Linked DNA regions of Homo sapiens: region 2 is linked to region 1. Evidence: chromatin contacts called from ENCODE Hi-C or POLR2A ChIA-PET data. All regions are on one chromosome and are shown on one strand. The core of a region is the stretch at or near the end of the contact, and the rest is flanking DNA. Distances in the headings are between cores, read along the strand shown.

What was found. A loop is a pair of places that touch in the nucleus more often than their neighbours do. ChIA-PET counts read pairs that join two places held with the same protein, here RNA polymerase II (POLR2A).
Region 2: a map of PC-3 shows a loop between it and region 1 (2.1-fold over the local background). The contact joins two enhancer-like sites. A Hi-C loop is called at or near these places in 1 of 168 maps with a recorded cell type or tissue (PC-3). POLR2A ChIA-PET finds 5 or more read pairs at or near these places in 1 of 52 experiments (activated T-cell).

The regions. Positions count from the first base shown.
Region 1 is chr12:76,056,236-76,061,547 of GRCh38, reverse strand. NAP1L1 (nucleosome assembly protein 1 like 1) reads left to right here. Exons shown (of 15, transcript NM_004537.7): 5 at 1,269-1,410; 6 at 1,670-1,750. It also overlaps the pseudogene DENRP2. Among named protein-coding and RNA genes, the nearest start is that of NAP1L1, 26 kb to the left of the region's middle. RefSeq lists an enhancer at 5,296-5,312. Within about 2 kb of position 4,062, at least 2 of the 41 ENCODE cell types and tissues checked have a DNase peak (open chromatin) inside an H3K27ac peak, as active enhancers do.
Region 2 is chr12:76,234,231-76,239,542 of GRCh38, reverse strand. No RefSeq gene overlaps it. Among named protein-coding and RNA genes, the nearest start is that of LNCOG, 23 kb to the left of the region's middle. Within about 2 kb of position 2,727, at least 3 of the 41 ENCODE cell types and tissues checked have a DNase peak (open chromatin) inside an H3K27ac peak, as active enhancers do.

The DNA.
Region 1 (5,312 bases), core at 2,813-5,312:
CATGGAATCAACCTAAATGCCCATCAGTGACAGATCTGATACAGAAAATGTATACACCACGTAATACTTGCAGCCATACAAAGAACGAGATCATGTCTTTTGTGGGAACGTGGACGGAGCTAGAGGCTATTATCCTTAACAAACTAACACATGAACAGAGAACCAAATATCGTACATTCTTACTTACCAGTAGGAGCTAAATGATGAGAACTCATGAACACAAAGAAGGAAACAACAGACACTGGGGTTACTTGAGGGTGGAGTGTGGGAGGAGGGAGAGGAGCAGAAAATTAAGTATTGGGTACTGGGCTTAATACTTGGGTGATAAAATAATCTGTATAGCAAACCTTCACATACACCCCTAAACCTAAAATAAAATTTTAACAAAATAGTGCTTCACAGTTCATTGTATGGTGTATGAACTTTATCTCATCAAAGCTGTTATTTATTTTTGAGACAGGGTCTCATTCTGTCAGCCAGGCTGGAGTGCAGTGGTGGTGCAATCTTGCTCAATTCAGCCTCGACATCCCAGGCTCAGGTGATGCTCTCATCTTAGCCTTCCAAGTGGCTGGGACCACAGGCATGCACCACCACACCCAGCTAATTTTTGTATTTTTTGTAAGGACAGGGTTTTGTCATGTTGCCCAGGCTGGTCTTGAGTTTTTGGGCTAAAGGAATCCACCTGCCTCGGCTTCCCAAGGTGCTGGGACTACAGTTGTGAGCCATAGCACCTGGCCCTAAAGCTGTTATTTTAAAAATACATGTCTCCTCTTTATAGTATGTTACACTTGTATTTAATAATGTAATTACTAATTCCTAATTAAATATGGAGACTAAAAAAATAATGGTGTGTGGAATCTTGTCCTTTTTCCTGATATGTCTATGCTCCCCTCCTTTTTCCTAATAACTTGTATGGGTGAGATATATGTAAAAGAAAAATCCAAGTAATCATTGTTCTCAGAATTAAGATGGTCTGTCCATGACTTCAGCAATGACAAGTCCAACACTTAACTTGGGTAAAGATTTAGGGTTGACAATATGATTTACATTTTGTTTATCAATTTACCCAGTTACATTTCTACTTTTGAAATATAGCCAGTGGATCAATGTATTTATATCTATTTGATTTTTATTTACTTTGAATCTACCTTTTGCTTCAGATAAAAAACCTGTCATTCACTAACTCCAATGCTTCAGTTTCAGTATGACAAAAGAAGTGTGACTTCCATTTTACTCTGATGCTATATAACTGATTTCTAACCTTTCAGCCTGCCTAGGGTAGTTAAAAGACGAGTGAATGCTCTCAAAAACCTGCAAGTTAAATGTGCACAGATAGAAGCCAAATTCTATGAGGAAGTTCACGATCTTGAAAGGAAGTATGCTGTTCTCTATCAGCCTCTATTTGATAAGGTAATGCTTTCTCCTACTTTGTTTAATTTAACATTCTAGAAGACGAATTCTAGAAACATAAGCAGACTTGGAAGAGGTTAATCTTTAGAACTCTCATTGAAATTGTTATTAGAGGCAGCACTTGGAGGAACTATCAATAATAGCAGTTAAAGTTGTGGTATGCATTTGTTAAATTTGTAAGACTTCTTAGTGAGAAACCACTGGTTTTAGCTTGGATGCCAGTGTTTTTATACAGCCTTTTTTTTTTAAATCATTTTAGCGATTTGAAATTATTAATGCAATTTATGAACCTACGGAAGAAGAATGTGAATGGAAACCAGATGAAGAAGATGAGATTTCGGTTAGTACCAACTTTATTTTGGTATGTTTTTAAGATGATAAAATCTTAGGACTTGTCAGAAATGTTAGCATTTAATGATGGAGTACAATATTATATAACCAGTTGTATTTTTTCATTTTTTAATTTTACGTCTTTATTACACGTTTTTCTATTACTTTATTTTTAAAAAACAGTCATTCAAGATTGTAATTTGCATGGCAATAAGCAGCGGTTTCATGGGTTCTAAGTTTCTTAAGTGTCCACAGCAGTTTAAAACACCACAAGTCTTATTTCCAATTTGCAGCACCTGACTTAAAGTTCGAATTCATCTGATGGAGCATTAAAACTGTCATTTTCTCTTGTGAAAAGACATAATTGCTATTTCCAGGACTGTATATTGAACATGGTTGTACATTATTTTTAATTGGTTAGTAGAATTTTACTCATGTAATTTATATCCAGAATAAGAACCTCTAGCATCTCTGAATGGCCTTCCTCTCAGAACGATGATGATTAAATGTCTAAAATGTATCTGGGGTGCCCCCACTTGACATTACCAAACATGTTTCCAAATAATCTTAGAAAATATGATTCTTTAAACATATGCATACCACATCTTTAAACATAAACATACCACACAGTGCACCATCACTTCCTTAACCATTTTCCAATTGTTCACTTATAACATTTGCAATTTTTTATTATAAATCATATTGTGATGAATACTTTCATCCATAAGTTTTATTGCAAGGCTTATTGTTTCTTCTAATGTCTTCTAATTTCAAAGAAGTGGCTTACTGGTTCAAACAGTGCACATACGTGGTTTTAAGGCTTTTAGTATACTTTACCAAATAATCTCCAGAATAGCTCCAACAACTCCTACCAACAGTATGTTATTGTGCCCATAGGGTGGACTTGATAACAGCAAAGCAAATTCAACCACAGATATATTAGATTCTCACCCATCTCAAAACTATCACATCAGAGAAGCAAGGAGACATATTATTGGTGAGGAAGCCAAATTCAAATTCTTTTAAAAAATCACTCAGCTTTAGATCAGTAAAATAATCAACAAAAATGGTCACCGCAAAGTCTACCGGGTTTTTCAAAAAATAAAAAGAGAGAAAGAGAAAGGCCAGGCGCAGTGGCTCATGCCTGTAATCCCAGCACTTTGGGAGGCCTAGGTGGGCCAATCACTAGGTCAGGAGTTCGAGACCAGCCTGGCCAACATGGTGAAATCCCATCTCTACTAAAAATACAAAATATTAGCTGGGTGTGGAGGCGGGTGCCTCTAATCCCACCTACTCGGGAGGCTCAGGCAGGAGAATCACTTGAACTCGGGAAGTCGAGGTTGCAGTGAGCCGAGATCGCACCACTGCGCTCCAGCCCAGGCGACAGTGTGAGACTCCGTCTCAAAAAAAAAAAAAAAAAGTACCAAATAACCAAAATTTTTTATTTGACTAAATTCTGTTCATGTATGAGCATGACAGTCTCTCCTGTTTATTTGACTTTGGCAATAAAAAAATAAGCAGCCTTGTACAGAACAGGGAAAATGCCAAGAACGAAGGCAGTCTACAGTTTTACTGTAGAATACATATATATATATATATATATATATATATATGTAGGCCTCTCTCCCTTTGGCCATATCTACTGTCAGTTCAGGCCATTAACTACAGACAAATTTTCAAATTCACTTCTTCTCCAAGATCTTCGATGCTGTCATCATCTACTTCTGTCTGTTTTTCCTGAATGACCTCAATTATGTCATCTGTAAAGTCTCCTTGAATGATAATTTCATCCTCCTCTGTTACTGAGGCACCACAGGAGAATTTTTGAGCAAAAAATCTTTGTGTGATTTAAGATCAATTTCAAAAGTTACAAGGCCACAACCCTTGTCACATATTTCTTTGCTCTGGGAATTTTGGCTATAGTAACCTTTTGTGGTACCGTCTTTGTTTTTTTGTTTTATTTGACCCCTTCCACCTCTCTTCTGTTTTTTCTTCTCCTCTTCTTCCCCTGCTGTTCCTTGACCTTGACAGATTCCAGCTTCTTGTTTGGGTGAATTTTCCACAGTAAGTTTTGCATATTCATTTGGAAAATTCTTCTCTAATCATTGTCTACATTTAGCAACATCAGGCATATATTCACAGTACTCTATTGGTAATGAACAGACTCCACAATAAAGGACTCAAAGTAGGTAATCAGCATCTAACTTGGCTCTGTTCCTTGGGTCTCCTTTGCAGTCAGCCCTATTGGAATCGGAAACGTCAGCAGCCATTTCACAAACCCAGGCAGTTGCACAGGCCCCGCCAGCTCTGCTCCCGCCACTGTTGCCAGCTGAGCCGACAAATGCAACTCGTTTCCCCGGCCAGGGCCTCCCTAGAGCATCAGTTGTATTTTTATACCTAGGAAATATTTTTCCTTTTTGTAAGAATGATAATGCAGATGAACTGTTATTCAACCTGGCACCACCATCTGTACTCAAAAAGTCATTATTTCCTTACATTTTATAGTTTTTTTGTTTAAGAGACAGGGACTTGCTGTGTTGCCCAGGCTGGAGTACACTGGCATGATCTTGGCTCACTGCAGCTCATTCCTGGGCCCAAGCTATTCTCCCACCTCAGCCTCCCAAGTTGCTAGGACTATCTGAAGCTACTATGCCCAGCTTAATCTACTTTTTTTTGTAGAGGCAGAGTCTTCTTGCCTAGGCTGGTCTTAGACTCCTGGCTTCAAGCAATCTTCGCACCTCAGCCTCCCAAACTGTTGGGATTATGGGCTTGAACCACTGAGCCACTGTGCCCAGCCTATTTTTATAGTTTTTTTGAGTCTCTGTTGCCCAGGCTGGAGTGCAGTCTCGGCTTATTGCAACCTCCACCTCCTGGGTTCAAGCAATTCTTCTGCCTCCTTCTCCCAGTAACTGGATAACAGGCGTGCGCCACCATGCCTGACTAATTTTTTGTACTTTTAGTAAAGATGGGGTTTCGCCATGTTGGCCAGGCTGGTCTCCAACTCCTGACCTTAAATGATCCACCCACCTCACTTCCCAAAGTGCTGGGATTACAAGCGTGAGCCACTGCGCCTGGCTTACAGTTTTTAGTTTGTAGATTCATTATATTCTTTTTTTTTTTTTAACTTCATGGTAGGCTGAGGATTGTTGCCATTTTCAAGTGAAGACATGGAGGCTTCTAAGTGACTTGCCCACAATGAATAATGGCAGAGCTGTGACACACATTCAGTGCTGTGTTAAGTGTTCCACCTCTCTAGCATTGCTATTTTATGTTGTTTGGTAAAGAGAATATAATGTTTTGATTAAGAACACCATGGGGTGAGGCAATGGACCAAATTAGTATTTCTGTTGCTTTTCTTGTTTATTATGCTTAAGTCTTCATTTTTAATTAGTTTTTACATTTTTTTTTTACTAAAATGGTTTTTCCTACACATCTTGGTCACCTTAGTGGTTCTCTTTGGAGGGGTGTGGTAGCAGTAATTTTGATGGGATTAAGGTTTGTTATGGGCAACGGCGGTGTTTACACAGATAGACTAGAACTTTGAAGGTAATATCTGGTGACTGTGCTTTTTG
Region 2 (5,312 bases), core at 1,478-3,977, 180 kb before region 1:
CTCTTCCACGATTTGAAGATACACCAAGAAGACACAGTCTATGGAACCAGGAAATAAGGCCTCACTAGACATCAAATCTGCTGGCACTTTAATCTTGGACTTCCCAAACCCCAGAACTATGAGAAGTAAATTTAAGTTGTTTATAAGCTATTCAGTTTATGGTATTTTGCCACAGTAGCCCCAGTGAACTAAGACAGGTAATATTTGCTCTATCATGGTCTTTTTGTGCACATGCAGAATTCAGCTCTACTTCCAAAGCAAACTATGATATTCCATAAGTACAGGTACAAAATAATATTGGTAAACTGAATAAATCTTGACCTAGTTAGTGGCTTATGTAAAGTGGTATCTCCTGAGTGTCCATGAACAGGCTAAAGTAGGAGTTTCTGCGTAGTAAATATGAGGTAAAGGCAAGAATGTATCTGACCTTCTTTCCCTTGGTGAGGCCTAGCCCAGAGTGAGGACCTCGGGGGCCCACAGGGAGCTCAGTGTGAGAGTGAGTGGGGCAAAAAAGTTTCAGGATCCAGAAAAAAAGCAGTGAGTAAGAGAAAGGAGATTCAAGGTTCAAATCCAAGTCTATTAGGTACAAAGTAAAACTGGACTACTAAATAAACGTTTCACAACAAAAGACATATGAAGAAGATAAAGCCAGAGAGGTTAAACTCTATGCTGGGGTGGAGTGAGGGTGCTGCCAAAAAAAAGGAGGTGGGGCGGTGGCAAAGGGAAGGAGAGATAGCTATTACTGAGGGCACCGGGACTTTTCAGACTATGAGGGTTGATGGATAGTTTCAGTCACAATATTTCCCTAAAAACTAGAACTATAAAAAATAGAAGAAACCTGTACATGAATATATAGCTTTATTTGTAATAGTTCAAAACTATAATCAGCCCAGATGTCTTTCAACAGGTGAGTGGTTAAACCAACTGTGGTACATACATAGCATAGCATACTCAGCAATAGAAGAAAAAGAGCCAACTATTAGTATACAAAACAACTTGGTTGACTCACCAGGGAATTACTGAGTAAAAAAAAAATTCCAAAAGGTTACATACTGTGTAATTCTATTTATACAACATTTTTAAAAGGTAACATGTTACAGATGGTGGGCGAATTAGTGTTTGCCAGGAGTTAAGGACTCAGGGTGAAAGCGTGGGAGGGAGGTGAGTGTGGTTAGAAAACGGCAATGGGCTGGGCAAGATGGCTCATGCCTGTAATCCCAGCACTTTGGGAGGCCAAGGTGGGCAGATCATTTGAGGTCTGGAGTTGGAGATCGGCCTGACCAACGTGGTGAAACTCTGTCTCTACTAAAAATACAAAAAAAAAAAAAAAAATTAGCCGAGCTTGGTGGCAGACACCTGTAGTCCCAGCTACTCAGGAGGCTGAGGCAGGAAAATTGCTTGAACCCGGGAGACGGAAGTTGTAGTGAGCAGAGATCGCACCACTGCACTCCAGCCTGGGCAACAGAGCGAGACTCCAGCTCAAAAAATAAATAAATAAAGAGAAAAAGAAAAAAAAGGACAACGCTAGAGATCCTTATGGCATTGAAACTGTTTTGCATCTTGGTTGTGATGGATGTGCAAACCTACACAGGTGATAAAATTGCATAGCACTTTCACACATACACGTACAGGTAAAACGAGAGGAATATGAATAAGACTGGTAGATTGTGTCTATGTCAGTATCCTGATTGTCTGTATACTATAGTTTTGCAAAATGTTACCATTGGAGGAAACAAAGCAAATACACAGGGGATTTTCTACATTATTTCTGCATGTGAACCTACAACTATCTCAATAAAAATTTCAATTAAAAATTGGAGAGAGGCTAAGCATGGTGGCTCATACCTGTAATCCCAGCACTTTGGGAGGCTAAGGTGGGACGACTGCTTGAGGCCAGGAGTTTGAAACCAGCCTGAGAAACATAGCAAGACCCAGCCCCTACAAAAAATTTTAAAACTAGTCAGGTGGGGTGACACATCTGTAGTCCCAGCTACTCAGGAGGTGGAGGTGGGAGGATCGCTTGGGCCTGGGAGGTTTAGGCTGCTGTGAGCTGTGATTGCACCACTATACTTAAGCCTTGGTGACAGAGTGAGAACCTGTCTCACTTGGAGAGAGTTACAAAATTAAATGACTCTTGTTAAACCTAGAAGCAGTTTAATAGAATTCAACATAACATACTTATATTGGGTGCCTGCTAAGTGACAGTGCTAAGTGCTGAGGAAATGCGGAAGGTCTGGTACCTTACCCCAGGGCTTTCCTAGACAGAGGGAATCAGACACCTGATTTCACTAAGGCTTCTCTTACGAAGACAGTAAGGGACTCCTTCCTCGTGTCTTGGGATTCAGGAAAATGTGTATCTGACAGTCCGAGAGACATACACAGCGAACACCATAAAACTGGCTTAAACACAGGGTCTAACAATAACAATTGATGTCATGAAGTACTTTTGAAAGGAATTGGTAGCAATACCAATTCCTCAAAAAAGTGTTCAGTTTGTCTTAGGAATTTGTGGAGGTTGAAGACCAAAGGAAGATTCTAAGAGATCCATGGGCACATTTGGCAGAATAGAGTTTCATAGAGCGCTCCAGGAAATAAAGACCCTAGAGGCCTCTTGCTTTTATCTACTGACGGGCTGACACCATAATTACTCACACAACCTGCAGATGCCTGTCTGATAGTAGACGGAAGCTTGGATAGGTTGAGTCACATTATTTTCCTTTCCTCCTTGGCAAACAGACTGCATTTCCCAGCTCTTCTAGAAGCCAGGTGTGGCCACATGCCTGAGTTCTGTGAATTGTACAGAGGCAAAAGTGATGTACCACCACGCACTGCATAACGACGTTTCAGTCAATGGGCGGATGCATATACAACAGTGGTTTCATCAGATGATAATACTGTATTTTTACTGTACCTTTTCTGTGTTTAGATACACAAATGCTTACCACTGTGTTACAATGCCTATAGTATTCAGTACAGTCAAATGCTGTACAGTTTTGTAGCCTAGGAGCAACAGGCCATACCATCTAGCCTAGGTGTGTAGTAGGCTATGCCACCTAGGTTTGTGTAAGCACAAAGACGAAATCACCTAAGGACACATTTCTCAGAACATATCCCCATCATTAAGTGATGCATGAGTATACTGCATGTTCGGGGATGAACCTAAAAATTGTCTACCCCTGGCTCATTCTATCTGCTAGCTGAACGCGAATATTCATGGTGACCTTGGAAGCAATGTGTTTTCAGAGAGTGGGGCCTCTGTTAGCCTGAGTCCCCGAGTGACTACGCCCCACCCCGGCAGCCATTGCTCTGCATGAAGGTGAGAGTTACTATTGTTAAGTCACTGAAATTTGGGGATTTATTTATTACAGTAGCAGAAGTAACTGCATCTAGAACTACCTCAGAACACTCAGAATTACACCCCTCTTCTGTTTTTCCCCAAAACTGAGGATATGGCTGGAACGAAATGATTTTATGGCAGATCCTTCCCCATTTAAGCTCTCAAAAAAAGTGGGCCTGTGGTTTCTGCCTCTGTGTTAAATGTTCAGCTTCTCACCTAGAGAGGTTTATTAGCCTAGTTTGATAAGGGAGCACTTGCACGTGTGTGTCTGTGTGTGTGTGTGTGTGTGTGTGTGTGTGTGTGTTTGTGTGTCTTTTGAGACAGGGTCTTGCCCTGTCACATAGGCTGGAATGAAATCACGGCACACTGCAGCCTCAAACTCCTGGGCTGAGCAATCCTCCTGCCTCAGCCTCCCAAGTAGCTGGGACTACAGGTGCATGCCAGTATGCCCTGCTAATTTTTTATTTTTATTTTTTGTTGAGATAGGGTTTTGCTTTGTTGCCCAGTTTGGTCTCAAGCGATCCTCCTGCCTTAGCCTCCAAAAGTGCTGGGATTACAAGTTATTCTTGCTTTTTTTTTTTTTTTTTTTTGAGATAAATTCTTGCTGTCACCCAGGCTGGAGTGCAGTGGTGTGACTTCAGTTCACTGCAGCCTCCACTTCCCTGGCTTAAGCAATCCTTCTGCCTCAGCCTCCCAAATAGCTGGGACTACAGGCACACATCTCCACGCCTGGCTAATTTTTGTATTTTTTTGTAGAGACGGGGTTTCACCATGTTGCCCAGGCTAGGAGTTGTTCTTGCTAGCTGCTTGGATTAACAAAAATCTCCTGGAATAAAATTTTTGGTCTCCAAAGTCAGCCTGAACATAGGCTGTAGAAATATCAGCTTCTCTAAAGCAGAACCAGAGGCAGCAGCTGAGCCCAGCAGCCATTCCATCTCAGGCTTAGGCCTGATGAGGAGGAAGGTGGGTTCCCAAGGCTTGTAGTTCTTGGTCTTTCAGATGGTGAAGGCGCTGATAGAGGTTGGAGGGGTATTGTGTGAAAAAGTATGAGAGATGACACTTGGCCAGGGACTCAGGGCTCCAATATTCTGTTTGGGGGTACAGGATATTAAGAAAGAACTTTCCAGAATTTAGAGCCATCTGAAAATAGAATGAGTATTCTCTCATGATCTGCCTTACTGAAGTGTTTAAGTAGAAACTGGCTTGCTCCGGGATGCTGGGTTGGGATGGTTCGCTTGGGATATCTGTTGGAAGATGTTGCTGATACATTTTCTGACTAGGATAAAAATTAGACTAGATTAATGGGTCTCAAACTTTCAGATGCACATCTGTGAGTGTTATAAGAATTGATATTCCTGGACTCCACCTCTAGAGATTTGGATTCATTGGACAAAAGCCTCAGTAATTCTAAATTAGACAATTTAAAGAATACACTTTGAAATATGTTGGACTGTTATCTCTGAAGACTTTTGTACATTAAAAATTCATATTTATTACCATCTATATTTCATGGTATTCTTTAAAAAGAAGGCAAAAATCTTAAGTATTATTATTCAATATAATATTACTTAAAAAAATTCAAGTTGTGGCTGGGCATGGTGGCTTATGCCTGTGATCCCAGCACTTTGGGAGGCCCAGGTGGGAGGATAACTTGAGGCCAGGAGTTCAAGACCAGCCTGGATAAGACAATGAGACCGATATGGTTTGGCTGTGATCCTACCCAAATCTCATCTTGAATTGTAGCTACTATAATTCCCACATGTCATAGGAGGGTCCCAGTGGGAAGTAATTGAATGACAGGGGCGGGTCTTTCTGGCGCTGTTCTCGTTGTAGTGAATGTAAGTCTCACGAGATCTGATGGTATTATAAATGGGAGGTCCCCTGCACAAGCTCTCTCTTGCCCTCTGCCATGTAAGAAGTCCCTTTGCTCTTTCTTCATTTTCCACCCTGATTGTGAGGCGTCCCCAGCCATGTG